Regions from separate parts of the Homo sapiens genome. Here region 2 is linked to region 1. Evidence: chromatin loops called from intact Hi-C (ENCODE). Cell type or tissue: ovary. All regions are shown on one strand. Links, peaks and the distances in the headings refer to the core of each region. The heading gives the core; the rest is flanking DNA.

Evidence for each region. Peaks named below come from ENCODE experiments on the same cell type or tissue, not always from the same donor. Only the 100,000 strongest peaks of a DNase experiment are listed, where the experiment ranks them.
Region 2: a loop joins it to region 1, with 4 times the contacts of the local background. A loop is called at or near these places in 9 of 110 quality-filtered maps.

Annotation. Positions count from the first base shown.
Region 1 is chr2:100,980,766-100,988,765 of GRCh38, reverse strand. It overlaps NPAS2 (neuronal PAS domain protein 2), which reads right to left. Exons shown (of 21, transcript NM_002518.4): 16 at 6,389-6,535; 17 at 490-687. Among named protein-coding and RNA genes, the nearest start is that of NPAS2-AS1, 7.6 kb to the right of the region's middle. RefSeq lists silencers at 3,669-3,808, 3,693-3,888 and enhancers at 4,820-5,319, 5,320-5,821. In ovary, for the core only: a CTCF peak has its summit at 3,733 (motif pointing right); DNase peaks (open chromatin) are centred at 575, 2,465 and 3,745; H3K27ac peaks cover 1,039 bases.
Region 2 is chr2:100,258,303-100,266,919 of GRCh38, reverse strand. No RefSeq gene overlaps it. Among named protein-coding and RNA genes, the nearest start is that of LINC01104, 54 kb to the right of the region's middle. In ovary, for the core only: CTCF peaks have their summits at 3,898 (motif pointing left) and 6,011 (motif pointing right); DNase peaks (open chromatin) are centred at 3,889, 4,671 and 6,049.

The DNA.
Region 1 (8,000 bases), core at 1-8,000:
GGAGCAGTGGGGGCCTGGAGGAGCAGGGGGCGCCTGGAGGAGCAGGGGGCACCTGGGGCAAGGGACAGTGAACAGCAGTGGCTGCTCATGTGGGTAATGGTTAAAACCAGAGTAGATGGCGGGGACCATGGACGTTGAGTGTTGGGACATTCAGCTGCCAGTGGGTCTCTGGGATGGCCATATCTGCCTCCAACCCTAAGTCAGCATCAAAGGTGAACATTTCAGCCGAGTGATATCTTTAAGCACGAGAGCAAGGGACTGAGGTGGACATTTATAAAACACAGAAGGAAGCCAATACAACTTGGGGTTTCAAAGTGACTTTAACAGAAGAAGGAAAAGAAGGCTCACTCCCAAATCTACCCTCAGTCCATAACGGAACAGGGCAGTAGGCCTCAGTTCACGTAGGCTGCAGGAATCAAGTATGTCCCAAACTGCAAGAGGGTGTCTGCTCTAGAGGCAAGGAGTGAAGCTGGCAAGGAGCACATTTACCTGGGTTGATATCACACTTGATTCTCTGAGCAGGTGCTGGCTTGTGACCTGGGCAGAGGAGATCTGCCCTGGAAGTTGGGGGCCCGCCCCGAGCTGGGGCTGAGTCACTGCAGCTGACCTTTGCTGTAGCTGCTGCTGAGCCTCAGGTCGCTGGGTGCTGCTGAAGCTCAGGGATACAGCTGGCTGCTGCAGGAACATCTGGGAGCAGAATAGAAATGCCTGTGAAGTTGGGGTCATGGGTACCTCACCAGTGTGCACCTCCTTTGCATTCCCTGTGCCAGTAAGAACTTTCTTGCTCTGAGCTGCCTAGAAATAGTTCATTTACTCCACTGGTGGACATGGAGCACCTGTGATGCCCCAAGCTCAGTGTCAGGCACTGGCCACAGAGCCATGGGCTGGAGAGACACTCTCTCTGCCTTCATGAAGGTTACAGGCAAGTGACTGAGGCCTAACAATGTGAAAGCTGTTTAGACCCAGATGTTCTCTAAATAATGTGATGTACTTGTTTAGAGTCGAGGTTGGCTTACCAGCTTCTTCCTAGAAGGGAGAAATACCTGGTGAGTGGAATGCATGATGCAGTCATGATAATATTGCCTCATGATATAGGGGCAGAGGGATGGCTCACCTGTGGCATGGGCCACATTGCCCTCGCAGTAGGACCAGGCTCTGTGTTTGCCCTTGAATCTCTGACCAGTGACTCGTGTCTGTACCCACATTACTGTTGAGAATTTTCAATCCAGTGCTCTCAGCTGAGATGGCAGATCTGTCATTAATTAAGGAACCACATACCCAGGCAGGCCAATAACATGGATATGATCACATAACATTAAGTCCATGCACTTTAAAATTATGTTCAAGTTTTGTAATCATCATGATCATCTCTGTGTTTTGTTACCTAAGGTGTCTCAGAGACATTTAAAAGGCCATGGGATATTAGCTTGGTGGTTTTAATTTGAAAGATTTAAGAGAATTTGAGGTGTTCTTGAGAATCCTGATTTAGTTCAAATAAGTTTGGTGTATTTGATTTAAAACAGTTGTTTACGCTGGGCGCTGTGTCTAACGCCTGTATTACAGCACTTTGGGAGGCCAAGGCGGGCAGATCGCTTGAGGCCAGGAGCTTGAGACCAGCCTAACCAATATGGTGAAACCCTGTCTCTACTAAAAATATAAAAATTAGCTGGGCATGGTGGCGCACGCCTGTAATCCCAGTTATTTGGGAGGCTGAGGCAGGGGAATTGCTTGAACCTGGGAGGCGGAGGTTGCAGTGAGCCAAGATCGTGCCACTGCGCTCCAGCCTGGGCAACAGGGTGAGACTCTGTCTTAAAAATGAATAAATAAATAAAACAGTTGTTTAGGTGCTTAGAAAGATTTTACTTCTTAGCTTTATAAGTCTGCCTTGTTAGGTACATAAAATGCTTGAAAGATTCAGATAAATTAAATGTGTAAATGAATAGTTTTGGTAGATAATGTTGATTATTCACAATCAACCTATCAACTAATTGAACATAAATAAAAATCTAGTTAGAGCATTGCTCTTTTTAGACCAAATTAGTAGATTCATAAATAAAACGGAATCTGTCAGTTGACTCTAAAGTTTTAAGAAAGACAACTTTTGTAATTTTAATAATAATTTAATGACAGACCTGAAACTGGCTTTTTAAACAAAAGTACCTCTTGGGTATTAAAAACATCAGATGGCACTGTGTCTATCATGATTCTCAACATACACTGTTCCAGTCCATCAGGCCCTTAGCCTGGAGTTCTTTAGGGGGAAGGCTCTCTGGCTCCCAGCATCTGACGTTTTTCACCCCATTCCTGTACTCAGTGCAGTCCCACCTCATATGCAGTACAGGACCGACAGGCTGACATCTGCTGAGTGTCAGCGCAGGTTTGGAGAGGCAGGCGAGGATCCCACCATGCAGGCGCGCTGGGGAGACTTACGGATCAGTTCGCTCAAGCATCTGTTTCATGGGTGGGGTCGAGCCACTTACCAGAGGCCCGAGATGGGCAGGTGGCTGAGCTGGGGCTGGGTTCTGATCTTTCTACCATCCCACGGGACCTCCCCAAACTCCTCTCATGCCCCACCCACCACAGAGAAGCCTGCAGTTTTGAAATGAGGACTCCTTGTCACTTTAGAAATTAAGAAGAATTTTCTGGGTATCCATCATTTTACACATTTTGAGGATTCATGTTTCATGCAATCCCAGCTCCCTATTAAAATAAGACTCATTTATAGCACATAGGGCAACCTATACTTCATCACTTCAGCAAAAACCTAGTAGTCAAACCCAATTACCATGCGTTTTTCTGGTAGGACACAATTTACCTTTTGATTAGAGTTTGAATAAATCCAACCTTTATTGATGAGAGGCAGTATAATTTACCTTAAAGCAGACCTATCTTAGCTCAAATTCCCACCCTACCATTTACTAGCAGTATGGCCTTCGGCAATTTTAATAACTTTTCAAAGCCTTAGTTTCCTCATTAGTAAAAAATAGTGACATTAAAAAAAAATAGTGACATTAAGAGCATATATCTTATTAAGGACTAAATGAAGTTAATGCATATAAATGACCTGAGACATAGTAAGTACTGAATGAATGTCAGATAATAACATTCAAAATGAAAAAAGGAGCTTTTTCCTCCTTCGCCTCTTTGGGCATATAAAAACTGTTTGATAAATGAATGAATGGAATAAATGCATGTATGAATGAATAAACATATGAATGGTGCTTTCACTCAGAGAAGGGCAAACTATGTCTGCTGGTGTTATTTATGTAACAGACTGTAACAGCAAGGTGTGCTACTCTGTCCCATCGATGTATATCCTCTGACAGTAGAAACCCTGCCCTGTTTATCTTTCTGTATCCTCACAGTGCTTAACCACGTGCCTGGTAAATAAAGGGTGTCTGTCAGATGGATGGATGGACTAAAGGATGGATGGAAGGAAGAAAGGACGGGCAGAAGGATGTATAGAAGGGAGGGTGGCCAGAAGAAAGGATGGACAGATGGCGGCTGGATGGAAGGACGGATGGAAGGATGGACAGATGATGGCTGGATGGAAGGATGGATAGATGATGGCTGGATGGAAGGAAGGAAGGACGGATGGAAGGATGGATAGATGATGGCTGGATGGAAGGAAGGATGGATAGATGGATGGATGAACCAGTTGAGGAACACGTCATTTGCCATTGCTACAGGTGTCCTTCTAGGCATTCCTTTGAGCAGCCAGCAGAGGGCGCGCATGCTCTCAAAAAGAGCAAGAGGCAGCCTTGGAGGGGGCGATGGGCCTTTCAGCACAACAGCTCTTGTCCAGGTAGCCCCATTTTCATGACCCCATCCAGGTGCAAACACCAACAGCCCTTCAGGACTTCTTCCTCATAACCCAAGGTTTTTTTGAAAAAAAAAAATAGTAAGCATCACAGGCACATATAGCCTCGACGAAAGTTTTGAAGCAATGAAGTAAAGCATCACAAGTCCACTGAGGTTGGGATAAAGGCCACTGGGTGGGGGACTGGTTCCTGGTTTGCTGCTGGGCACAGCCGTACTTCTGTTTATCAACAATAAAGTAGAATTTTGTGGCTTAAGGAGATGGTGACTTAAAAGGGCTCTGAGGTCAACTTTATAGAAAACATAAAAAAAAAAAAAAGTTCTCCAAGTGGGAAAAGTTATCAGAGAAAACAAACCAACAACTTCTAATTTTCAAGAACAAACCAATCCTACACTCACAGATGATTTTTCATTAGTGTTATCTGCTTATTTCTACAAATACTTGTCATTACAGGACATTTTAGAAGTATACAAAATAGACAAGTAATATAATGAAACCTTGGCATCACCATTAGGCTTCAACAATCATCAGTGTTTTGTCATTCTTATTTTATCTATCCCTCTACTTTTGGGGGTGGGCTGGAGTCATTTCTACTTGCTTATTCTTCACACTTGAATCACACAGTTTAGTTTAAAAAAAACAAATATCACATTTTGGAACATATTTCTTTAAGTCTTACAAAAAAACAAGGCAGGCTCCTTGAGGAAATATCCTCTGTCTCGACTATCTGTGGATTTCCATGATCTCTGGAAAATTCCACTGCAAAGATAAGGCCTCAGGAATGAACACAGGGCAGGAAGGCACCGGAGGGTGCAATTCCCATGCCGGCCGGCTCAGAACATCCCTCAGTGCACTGTGGCATAGGTACTTTGGGGTTAACCAAAGGCATAGGTCACAAGGAGGAAAAATACTTTGTTATAACAGGAGTGAAAGCGATAACCTTGCTGCCTGTTATTTTAAAATTCAGAAAAGGCAGGAAGTAGAAAAACTCCAGGCACTGAGGGGGATGTTCATACGCCTACCTCAATTTTAGCAGTTTCTGGCTCGATTTCCCCCTTCCTGTTAGTGTAAAAATTCCATTAAAGTAATTGGAGTCAGGCAAGCATTGGGCTCCCAGTCAGGCCCTGGATCAGTGAGAAAAATATTCCAGCTGGGAAGGCGTAAGTCAAAAGCCACTTTTTACCTATTCTGGTAAAAGGTGGAATGGCAGCTCGGTGACTCCATTTCTTTTCACGAGAAGGCCGAGCCTTTTTCTGGTCAATTTAAGGGTGCACTGAGGAGGTGGGGAGAGCAGCAGGGCTCTGGCATGGCCCAGGCTGTCTGAGTGAAGCCTGCTCAAGGCGCACACGCCGTGTCTTGAGGGGAGCAGGTGGGGAGGTGGCCTGTCCAGGGCGGGGCTCTTCTCTTTAAGGTGAGCAGCCACCTCTGAGAGGCCTGTGCAGGGGCAGGAAGGGGAGGGACAGTGAGCATCTAGAAAGCCACCAGGAGTGCCCCTGAGGGCCAGGCGGAGCTGCTGGGACCTCAGCGAGGCAGGATGGCCAAATGAGCATCTCCCTAAGCCCCCAGACACCTGCACCACTGTGTATTAATCTCAGCGTGCACCGGCTCACGGCGCTGTGCCCCGACAGAACCCGCCTGTCACCTATGGTAGGTGTGGCTGCACTTCAGAAGCTGTGTGGCCAGGGGAGGGTCTGCGTAGATGGTGATGGGGGAAGCAACAGGGACAGTGCTCCAGCAGAGATGTTATTTCTGCTTCTTTCTGTCCCTTCTAAGGGTCTCCAAATGCTTAGTGCTCCCAGGGCAGACGCCAAGGTTAGCTAGAGTTACATTTACAATCAAAGGCTGGGTCAGAATCAGGCACTTCTGAAGATACACAGTCCTGGACTAATGTAAGTAAAACATTATATATTATTAAAAGAGATCCAATATGTAAAGGTTTTCCTCCAAAACAAAACAAAAAACAAAACAAAACAACACCTCTCCAAACAATTCTAATATCTGGGGGTCACAGTGAGAGCTGCTGCTGCTAGGCTTTGCAGAGCTTCCCTGCTGGCACACCACAAATGGGGAGCCACCCAGCTCCCTCTGCAGTCTCCAGTAGGCTGTGATATGGATATCATCATTTCCCACATCTCCCTGGATGCCTGCGTTGGATGAGAAACAACAGAGCTGCTTCCATCTCCTCCTGATGGCAGCCTGGGCTGGGAGCTAGGAAAGCAAAGTTATAGAGGTGCAGGGAGGTACTACCCAGGACCGAGGCAGGCATCCATGCAGGGCAATCCAACGCCAAGTGCACAAGTGCAAACGTAGGTGGAGGCAGTGAGCAGATGTGCCTGTCAGAGTGAGGGGCGAGGGAAGAGGACATCAGGGGTGTGGCCTGGAGGCAGGGATGGGGACCGGGATTTGTTCCTTGTCCTTTGCAGAGACTGCAATATGCTTTCATAAGCAAATGGGGCTTGGCAGGGCAGTTCACAGGGCTTGGGAGGAAGTCCTGGCTGCCCGGAAATGGCGGCAGGACCCCTTCCCACACAGCAGCAGGGACAGAGGCCAGCCCGGGAAGGGGATCACCTGGACGTTGGAGTCCTGGACCAGGCAGAGCTGCTCCTGGATCTTGTGGAGCTCTTCCTGTTGCCACCGGATATTGGCCTGCAGGATCCGCGTCCGCTGCTCTAGCTGGTCTTTGATGGTCTGGAACATGCTGAACTGTGCCGAAAACTTCAAGGTGGAGCCGAAAAACATAATCAGATGAAAGAGTTATTTCAGCCTTGCAGGCAGATCTTGCTGCTGCTCGGTCTGTACACTTCATTTCCGTCCCTTAGCCGTCTTTCCCAGCATCCCTAAGGAGCCCACGGCTGGGTCCTGGGCAGTGAACAGGGGCTGCAGATGAGGTCTGGGCATCCTGGGGGCCCCTGCACCAGTCTTTCTCAGGCTGGCTATGACAGCAGGCCCACCTGAATCTGCAGACCTGACTTACTGCCCTGCAGTCCGGGAGGGCCACAGAATTGGGACAGGATTTTGTAAGCAATGTTCACAAACTGATATTCCAAATTTAGAGAGATGAACAAATGGTTCTGGAGATGAATGTCAAAAGCAGGACATCAGAGAGTCCCTTTTCCCCCTCATTTAGGGCATAGCAGTTTGTACGTGACAGCTTCACAGGCATTTTTGGGTCCGGTCGTTATCCTAAATCTGATCCTGGCTCTCTCCAAAACAGCCTGGGATCATCAAGAACTTTTCATTCCCCCTCACCCTCCCCTCTCCAGCCTTACTTGCTACTATGCACGTCTCGGAAATCTGTGCAAAAAACGAACAAAACAATCACCCAGTCTTTGCCCCGAGGGCCCCCTCTCCAGTGTGACTGACCTCGGGGTAAAGACACGGTGATTGTTTTGGGTCTCCCCTTCCTTTGGACCCTTAATCCTTTCTGGGGAAGGAGGCTGGCCTTAGGAAACTTGCAGGTAGTCTCTGCCTCCTGTCCCGTCTCCCTCAACACAGGCTCCTCCGCTTCCAGGAAACACTGTTTGGGAGGGATGGCAGGAGGGGCCTGCAGCCCCTGCTCTGGGCTCTTCGGGGCTATGACTCCCATATCTTGAGGCAAATGAGTTTGCTAGATTCATTCTGTTTTTCTCTTTCTCCCTTTTTACCATGATTTAACCTCCACTCCCTCAATCTCTAGCCCAACAATCTCCCTAGTCTGTTTCCTGCCCGCTGTCTTTTGCAAATGCCCCCAGGGCCTCTCTCTTTTCCTCTGCCCTTTGACCTCCCAGACACAGGGAGGCAAGGAGAGCAGGAGAGTTGAGAAACAGGATGAAATAACTGAAAGCATAGCTTTTGAAGCAGCAAAATAATAATAAAAAGAACCAGTAAGAGTAAGAATAGCAGGTGCTGACATGTGCAGAGACCCTCAGGTGCCAGCTGCTGCCCCAGGCAAGTAGAGGTACGTGTGTTGTGCTTCACGACGAGCCCATGCCACCCCAAGAGGCTGCACCCTGCTGGAAATCACACAGCGAGATGGTGGCAGCACCAACATGTAAATCCCAAGTCTTAGGAGCTGAGCAAGGCCAAGAAGTTTTGCCCACAAGACACTCCCATCTTGACCAGAGTGGCTTTGACCTCAGACTTCCTTTAAAAGGAAGGTTCTGTTGCTACCCATGCATTTAAAAATACCTGTGCTGGGCCT
Region 2 (8,617 bases), core at 1-8,000, 720 kb after region 1:
CATCATATAAGATGAGGCGGGTCAGCAAAAATCCATCTTAAGATGAAAGTGGTATCCCTACAGTCACACACGAGCAGGACCAGGGCACACTACACAAACATAGCTCAGACCTCTGTCATCCACCATGTGTGTACCACTGCATCTTACCAGTTCATACCCATGGCTATGTGGGGAATTCTGTATAACCAAAGGAGGAAGAAAACATCCAAGCTCAGTTCATGCTCAAGTGGGCTTGACGTGTTTGTGTGAGCTGCACATAGATGGCAGCTGCATACAGCCTTGATCAAGGGTGGCCTCGAAAGACAGTAGCGATGGAGAAAGCTCCCAATGGGCAGAATTTGGGGCAGAGTACCTGGTCATCCACTTTGTGTGGAAGGAAAACTAGGCCAGAGTTAGAATATACATGGACTCGTGGGCAGTGCCAAATGGCTTGTCTGGCTTCAGGAGCCTGGAAAGACAAAGGCTGCAAGATCTGGGGCAGGGAGGTCCGGTAGAGGCATGCGGGTAGGCACATGGGAGTGGCAGGCGGAGAGCGTGATGACAGTCTTATTACATGATAGTGCTCACTGGAGAGCATCCACCACAGAAGACGCTCCTAGCAGCCAAGTAGGCGAAATGACTCAGTCAGGTAACATGGGCCAGCCTGTGTCATTGGCCCCCCAGTGCTGGCACAATGGTGGCAGGGATGGAGGCTATGAGTGAGCCCAATGGCACAGCCTTCTACTTACCAAAGATAATGTAGCTACTGCTTCCACCAAGTGTCCAGTCTGCCAGTAATGGAGACAAATACTGAACTTGATAGAAAGCCGAAGGGCCACTGACTCATTCTGAAATCTAAATAGACTGCTACTCTGAGTACAGATTTCTCTCCCAACCAGAAGGCCTCCATCAGAAGCACTAAGACAGGGCTCATGGAGTGTTGGCTTTGTCGGCAGTGGACAGCACCTCCATTGTGAAGGACGCAGCATGGGCTGTGATGGTGGATGCCTGTCACCTACTGAACTAGACAGGAGCTTCTGATCTTATAGGAAATTGGCATGGCTGTTAAAGGCCTAGTGCCAGCTCACAGGCACTACCTGACAAGAATGGGATGCTGTCCTCCAGGATGCAGGAGGCACTTGGGATCAAGCACTTTTACATGACACTTTGTCCCCAGTAGAAAGCCCTCAGGTCTGGAAACCAAGATGTGCTGACTCCAGCTCCCAGAAGCCAACTTGGAGCATCTGTGCTTCCCATGCCCTGAATTCTGAGCTCTGCAGGTTGAAATGTCTGGGTTTCCAAAGGGAAATTTTTCCCTGGGGACACAGCGACCCAACCCCTCACTCAAACTCAAAGTAAGGGAGTGAACTGCTAAGGTCACAGACTAACCTGGGCCTATGCTAGGCCCCAGGCCTCCTGGATCCCTGCCTCTGGCCGGACCACGGTCTCAGGCAGGACCACTGCTTCTGATTCACACAACTGCCGCCAATGCCCTTTCACAGAGCGCATGGCCTCCGAAGGGTGGAGTCAGGCCAGGCAGTGTGGGAGCGTCCAGAAGATTCAGCACAGCATGCGTGAAGCGAGCACCTGCACCCAGCTGACACTCCCTGTGGGGAGGGAGGGCTTAGGGCTGGGGAGAAGGAGAAGGGTGGGTGTGTGTGTTGGGAGATGAGAGTCAGACATTTCTCCATGCCCCAGGGCCCTTTTTCTTCCTCCTCCCAGTCCTGAGGTGGGGGCTCTGACTCCTAGCACTATGCATACAGTACCCTTATTTCTAGGGGAGGAGGTGGAGATCCCTGCAGTCTGGCTAGGGAGGAGAGTGTGCTGTGTCTCACACCCTTCCATACCCAGGGAGAGTGAGGGGCGTGGTATTCCACACACCCCTGAGACCTAAGATCCCTAACATGGGCCTGGTGGCACACACTGTGGCCTGAAAGAGCAGTCGCTACTGCTCAGCAGATAACCAAGGTGCCAGCTGAGCGGAACCAGCCTCACAGGCCTGCAGAGGCTCAGATCTGCATGTTGGCCCAGACCCCAAAAATGGAACGGTAGGGTGCCCTCAAACCCATGCTCAAGGGTGCACAGGTGCCACCTGCCCCCAGATGCCGCCCCACCTGGGAGATTGTCCCTCCACTGTCACTGTGTCATGATGAAATCTTCAGAAGCCTGGGGATGTGGGGACTGGCCAGAGGCATCTGTGCCCCCAACACTCAACACAGTTCCTGCACAAAGATGCTTGTGGAAGGAAGGAGGGAGGGAAGAAGGAAGGGAAAGATGGAGGCAGGAGGGAGGGGAGGAAGGAAGGGCGGATTCTACTAGAGACCTTCTCTCATTCAGTGGTTCGATGCCACAGCCCACCATAAGGCTGTGCACGCCCAGTGTCTCGCTGGATGCTCATAGCTCAAGGGGCACTTGGGGGTGCTCCAGCCTGGGCACCAGAAGCTCTGCTGGGGCTGCATCTGATTCACATAACTGCAGCCACTGCCCTTAACTTTCCTCCATCGCCTTTGCTGAAGTCAGGATTCCAGCTGAGCCCCGTTCCTCCCTTGCCTCCCTCCCTGCCAAGATTTCTCATGCGGGCCTCTGAGGAGGTGGAGGCCTGCACCCCGCTATCAGGGAGCTCGCAAAAGTGAGTTTCCATCTGCCGAAGACCACCATGCACCCCTCGGTCCGAAAAATGCCACTGACTGACATGACTTTAGAATCTGGGAGTGCTGCACACTTGGTGGGGGAGGGGGAGGGAAGCCCCTTCTAGAAGGTCTGGGCTCTCCCTGGAGACTCTGATGAGGGTCTGAGGAAGTGGGATCCATCCTGTGCTGGCTGCTGTTTCCAAGACAGTCTCAGGAACAGCAGGATTGACTACTGTTTGGGTGCCAGCAAGAGCAAGGAGGGCTCAGCATTTGGGGATTCGTAGCAAAAGAGGGGTGCAGCAAAGCGGCTCTAGGGCACGATTGGTGAGGAAGCAGTGCTCACTCAAGGGAGATCATCCTGGCATTTTCCAGCTATAGGTTGACCCCGGGAGAAATGGCATTTTCGGCGGATGCTGCAGCTGGCTTTATCAGAGTGTGTCCTCCCAGCGGGATTAACAGCTAGGCTGCTTTCTTCTCTTTTCAGTCCAGGCTGATTTTGACTGTCACAGAGAAAAGTGTTCAAGAAGATGTTGAAGAAATATTCACCCTGACTGCAAATCCCCACACTGAGAAGTATTCCTTCTATTTACTTTGTACCTCCTATAATAACAAGGACAGCCTTCTTCACATGGTTGTCATGCAAATGCCTATAGAATAAATGAATGCATGCAAGAACGAATGAGTTATATGTTTTAAATAACGTTTTGGTTTTTTTAAAAATGTGCTAAATGTTTTAGGTATGTTAACTCCTTATGCCAACCTTATGAACATGTCATAGGACAATCTATTGTTATCCTCATTTTACAGATAAGGAAACGGAGGCTTTGAGGCATTAAGGCGCTTGCACAAGGTTGCAGCAAGTGTGGAATCGGGACCAGAAGACAGACAAGACAGGTTGGTCTGACTCCAGAACCTGCAGGCTGCGATGATACAGCTCAAGAGTGACACTGCTCCCTCAGAAGCCTGTGCCACCTCTTGTATTTCGGTTGTTTATTATTTTACTTTTTTATTATACTCCAGGTTCCTCAAAGGCAAAGGACCCTGTCCTAATTCATCCCCCCATTATCTTGCACAGAGCTCTGCTTGTAGTCTTTCATGGATACTTGATGATTCAATGAATAAAGAAGAAAGAGAGGGACAGAAGAGAAGGAGAGGATGGAAGGAAGGAAAGGAGGGAGGGGAAGGAAGGAGGGGGCTGTCATTTTGGTCAAATTTCCTTCATAAGGACAAGAGATGGGTAAGGCGAGCCCTTGTCTTTTGCGCCACCTGCTGGACATCCTCCAGTACTGCAGGGGACTGGAGAGCCCGGGTATGAGCTGCGAGCAGGATTTCCCTGCTTTCCAAAGATTTGGGATACATCAGCGACGTTGACAAGGCTTCGCTGAGAACCCAGGACGAATGGCTTCAAGACGACAAACCATAGGCCATATCATTGTGAAGCAGGACCACCCTAGATGTCTCTCCACTGTCACATGCCCTAGGCAGAGTTGGACGTCCCTCTGTCAAAGAGGCCAGTTGGAAGATCCTGTTGTCAACCAGCTCCATTTCCCCGCTGACCTACATAGCTACCCTTCTTCATCTCCGCTTGATCTTCAGGTGGCGCTGTGTCACACACTCTAGCTTTAAGTTTCTCTGTGCTCAGGCCTCTTTCTTGAGTGGCTATTACTTTAAAATATTTTATATTTAAAGATATTGGAGACCTTCACTTAAAGGAGCCCTGGAATGAGTCCTTTTATGAAGCCAAGGACCTTTTCACAAAGCCAAAGGATTTACCTTTATTGTACATTTAAAAGATTTTTTACAAAATCCTGGACACAGCTGTATAAATAGTAAAAGAGGATGAACTGATTATCTTTTACTGATCATGGTGAAACCAAAATCACCTAGTTTCACAGATATGTGGAAGGTTTCTCCTGGAGTCTGTAAGAGTGACAGCAGGTCAGAGAATGGATTAAGAGTCTGGGGAAATGAACTCTTGGGCAAACTTGCTTACTAGATACAAACCGAGTATAGTGCTCTGTCCTTCCCAACAATGGTGACAGCGGCCGCAGCTCCTTCCTCAAAAAGCCTGTTTTCATGCTGCTTCCTCCATTTACAGGGAAGTATCAGTGGTTACCACGCCAAGGGAGAGTGGCTTTGTAACATAGCTTTGGAAGCCTGAGTCCTGTGTCTCTGCCCCTTTGTTAGGTGCTGTAAGGTGAAGACTGTAGGATTTGAGTCATATCTAGTTTCAGATTTTGTCCCCAGCCCTCACTAGGTGTGGTTCAGTTAACCTAAGCTCACTAAACTTCACTTTCCTCACCTGTGAAATGGGATAACAAACTCATCTGCCAGGGTTATTCTGAGGATAGATAAATTCATGTAAACATAGTAAGCTCCAAAGAAATGGTAGCTGTTATTATCCCGAGTGGAGATGGGTGAGGCCTCTAGTAATCTATATCTTCATTCTCTCCTTCCTTCTAGGAATACGCTCAGCTTACAAACTACAGTTCCAATGGCCAATACGATAAAAGGAAGTTATTGGGTGAAACCTCAGGAAATGCTATTGAAGGGGAAGCTTATGCTTCTGACAGTCAGCCTCTGAGCTTTCCCTCTTCTTTCTTTTCCCTGCCTGGGACTCAGGAGTGAGAGGGGAGCTGAAGCAGATGTCGTGACCATGATGTAGGCTTGTGGAGAAATGCCATGTTTTAGGACTGGTGAAGCAGAAGACAGAGTTGGGGTCTCTCATGACATCGTGGGGCCTCCCTAGCAGCCCTGGACCACCTGCTTCTGAGAAATTTCAGATTACATAAGAGAAAGACACCCCTACCTAGCTGAAGCCCCTGTGACTCGGCATATGTTGGTAGCAGCCACATGCAGTTCCTCACCGGCTCACACATATTAGTGGGCGGCTTTAAGGAGAGACCTTGTCACACTCTGGCCCTCGCTGTCTTTATAAAATGTGGCCATGACTTTGATAACCCCATGGGCCCTCCCAGCTCTCACATGACAGCCCCCCATTTCCCCCTCCTGAGTCTGGGGGTGACTCAGTGCAGAGTTTCCTTGGTCTCATCTGTCTCTCTCTCTCCTTTCTCTGCGATGCAGCAGCCTGGTTGGGGCCTAGAAGGCTTCAGGCCAGCCATCCAGATCACCTGTTGCTGCCCCTCCAATGTGGCCCGAAGGGGTCGCTCTCAGCGCACCTTCAGAGCTGGAGGGTCCTTGTGGCCAGCAGGCTAGGTGGACATTGTCCCTGCAAGCTCAGCCCCGCCCTTCCCATTCCAAGCCGCCTCTGTTGCCTCTCCTCCTCAGTGGAATGAAAGCAAAACTTCAGCAAAAGACAGCAATTGGAGAATTGCTTAAATGAAGAAGAAATAGCAGTCACAGCCCAATGTCCATCAAGTGGCTACATTTGGAATTGGCCACATGGGGTCACTGCACCCTCAGGAATGGAGGGACTTCGGCAGGGTGCCTCTGTCTCTGAAGCATGGACTGGAGAAAGCTGCTGCCTGTGGAAGGGATGGGAGATGCTCCTTTTCTGCAAAGTTGAGCTGCCTGGGACATGCTAAGTCCCTCCCCACGGCCAGGCGGGAAGGCGCTTAGTGTAAGGCCTTGAACCAGAGAACAGTCTTCCAAAATATTACTCTTACCGTGATTTTCATTGTTATTACAGGATTTTGGAATTCCTACGTACTCTTTTTGTTGTTGTTCACAGCTGATGAAATCTGTAGATCCTCTCTGTAAAAAGGTGTGAATATCAAATGCAATAAATCCAGGTCCTGGATGGTGAGTGAGTTTCTGGCTCTGTCTGCTGGGTCTGCTGGGTGCATGATGCCAGGTAGCGTGGTAGAGTCAAAGGACTGTGCTGCAGGCCCCAGGCCTGGGTTTAAATCTTTGCTGGCTAGGTGACCTTGGACAAGGTGCTTCACTTCTTGGAGACTTGAAAGCCTTATTTATAGAATGAGAATTCTAATATCTACCTTGGTTTGGAGTTAATGTATATGGAGCGCCTATCAGTGCAAGGCACATAGTGAGCAATTAGTACATGACCATGCTCTTCTCGGGTTAGGGAGCCCAGGAAGAAGAGAGGCTGGGGAGAAGGATCTGAGCTCAGCTATATGTTCAGATGTAAGTTCTCAGTAGCCTGGGAAAGGCAGGTGCAGGTGGAGCTGGCTGTGAGCTCAGGAGACCTGAGGCTGCCACCTAGGGTGAGATACAGCTGCAGGTATGGGCATCAGCAGGTAACTGAAGCCACTATAAGTGATATATGCCAGTGCCTCTCAAGCCTTCACACACTCAGAAGCATCTGGGTTCACTGAAACACAGATTGCTGGGACACCCAATCCTGAATACTATGTGGTTGGAACCAGTTCTTTTAAGATGCACAACACAAGGCCTGGACTCACTGCTGTCTGATGCCTGGTCTAAAGCCAAGGGGGAACTTCAGAATTTCCATTTGGTTTGGAATTGTGCCTTAGGAAGTGTCTGGCACTGCCAAGCCCTGTACCATCACCTTGTTTGTTGCTTTATTATTGTTTGGTTTGTTTTTGTTTGTTTGTTTGAGACGGAGTCTTGCTCTGTCGCCCAGGCTGGAGTGCAGTGGCACGATCTCAGCTCACTGCAACCTCCACCTCCCGGGTTCAAGCGATTCTCCTGCCTCAGCCTCCCAAGTAGCTGGGACTACAGGCACACACCACCACTCCCAGCTACTTTTTCTATTTTTAGTAGAGATGGGGTTTCACCATGTTGCATGGGCTTGTCCCGAACTCCTGACCCCAAGTGATCCGCCCGCCTTGGCCTCCCAAAGTGCTGGGATTACAGGTGTGAGCCGCCACTCCCGGCCTCATTGCTTTATTTTTGCCTCCAAAATATTTCATTTGACCAATCCCTGGCTTTGAAACACTTGAAGATTATGGGTTTAAACAGTGGTTCTCAAAGCTCATTCTTGAGAGCAGCCATGTTTGCATCGCTTGGGAACTTGCCAGACATGCAGTCTTCGGCCCCATCCCAGATCTGCCAAATGAGAAGCTCTCGGGTGGGGACCAGCCAGCTGGGTTCTAACAAACCTGCAGCAGCCACGCATGTGCTCGAGAGTCAGAAAAGCACTGCACTAGAGAAAGGGTGGCTTGTGGCCATGCCTCAGCCATTCTCCTGTTGGTGAAGTCTGCCCCCAGCACCAGCTTCCTTAAGGTGACCCTTCCTTCTTCGGCATTCCCAACCCCTACCTTTCCTGCTGCCCCCCATCAGACTCCAGGTGCTACTTGCTCATTCCTCCATCCCCTGCTCTGGCATCTAGCAGTGGGTAGCGATGAGTTCATCAGGTGTGCCAATTTTTACTGGTGGTGTAAGGGGAGTAATAAGGTCCCATCCCAGATTCACCTGCAAAAAAAAAAAAAAAATTGCATGCATTCTTAAGAACCTTAAAAAAGAGAAAGTACCACAAGGATGTATGCAGATGTGGGGATAGTCCGTGGCCTTTGGACACCCCTCAGATGGCTAATGCACAGACCGCCATTGGTGGGGCCATCATAATAGCAGTCCTAATAATGATGATGACGAGGACAGCCACAGCATCTGACATCTGCGGGCTCCTCACTGCAAGCCCATGGGCTCCACAACTATTATCCCATTTTACAGAGGAGGGAAGGCAGACTCAAGGAGCTTAGGTGACCCTGCTGCCATTCACACATCTGAGGACTGGGGGAGCAGGCTTTCCACCCCAGCCAGTTACCCCTGCCCTACACCAATGCCGTCCCCAGCTCTCTGCCCCCCAGACCCCATGGGGTGTCTCTGAAGAGACAATGCTAGCAGGAAGACAGCTTAATTGGAAGACATTTTCTTTAGGCCAACGAAGTCTATGCATCTTACATTATCTGGGCACATCTGTGGAATGAGCATCCTCCAGGAGGATGCCTCCAGGATCGTGAGCATGGAGCCAGGAGTGGGAGGGGCAGGAGCACTGTGCCCACAGGTGAACGATGGACCGTGAATGTCAAGTTCAAACTTCAGATGAGAAGGCGCTCCTCTCCTGG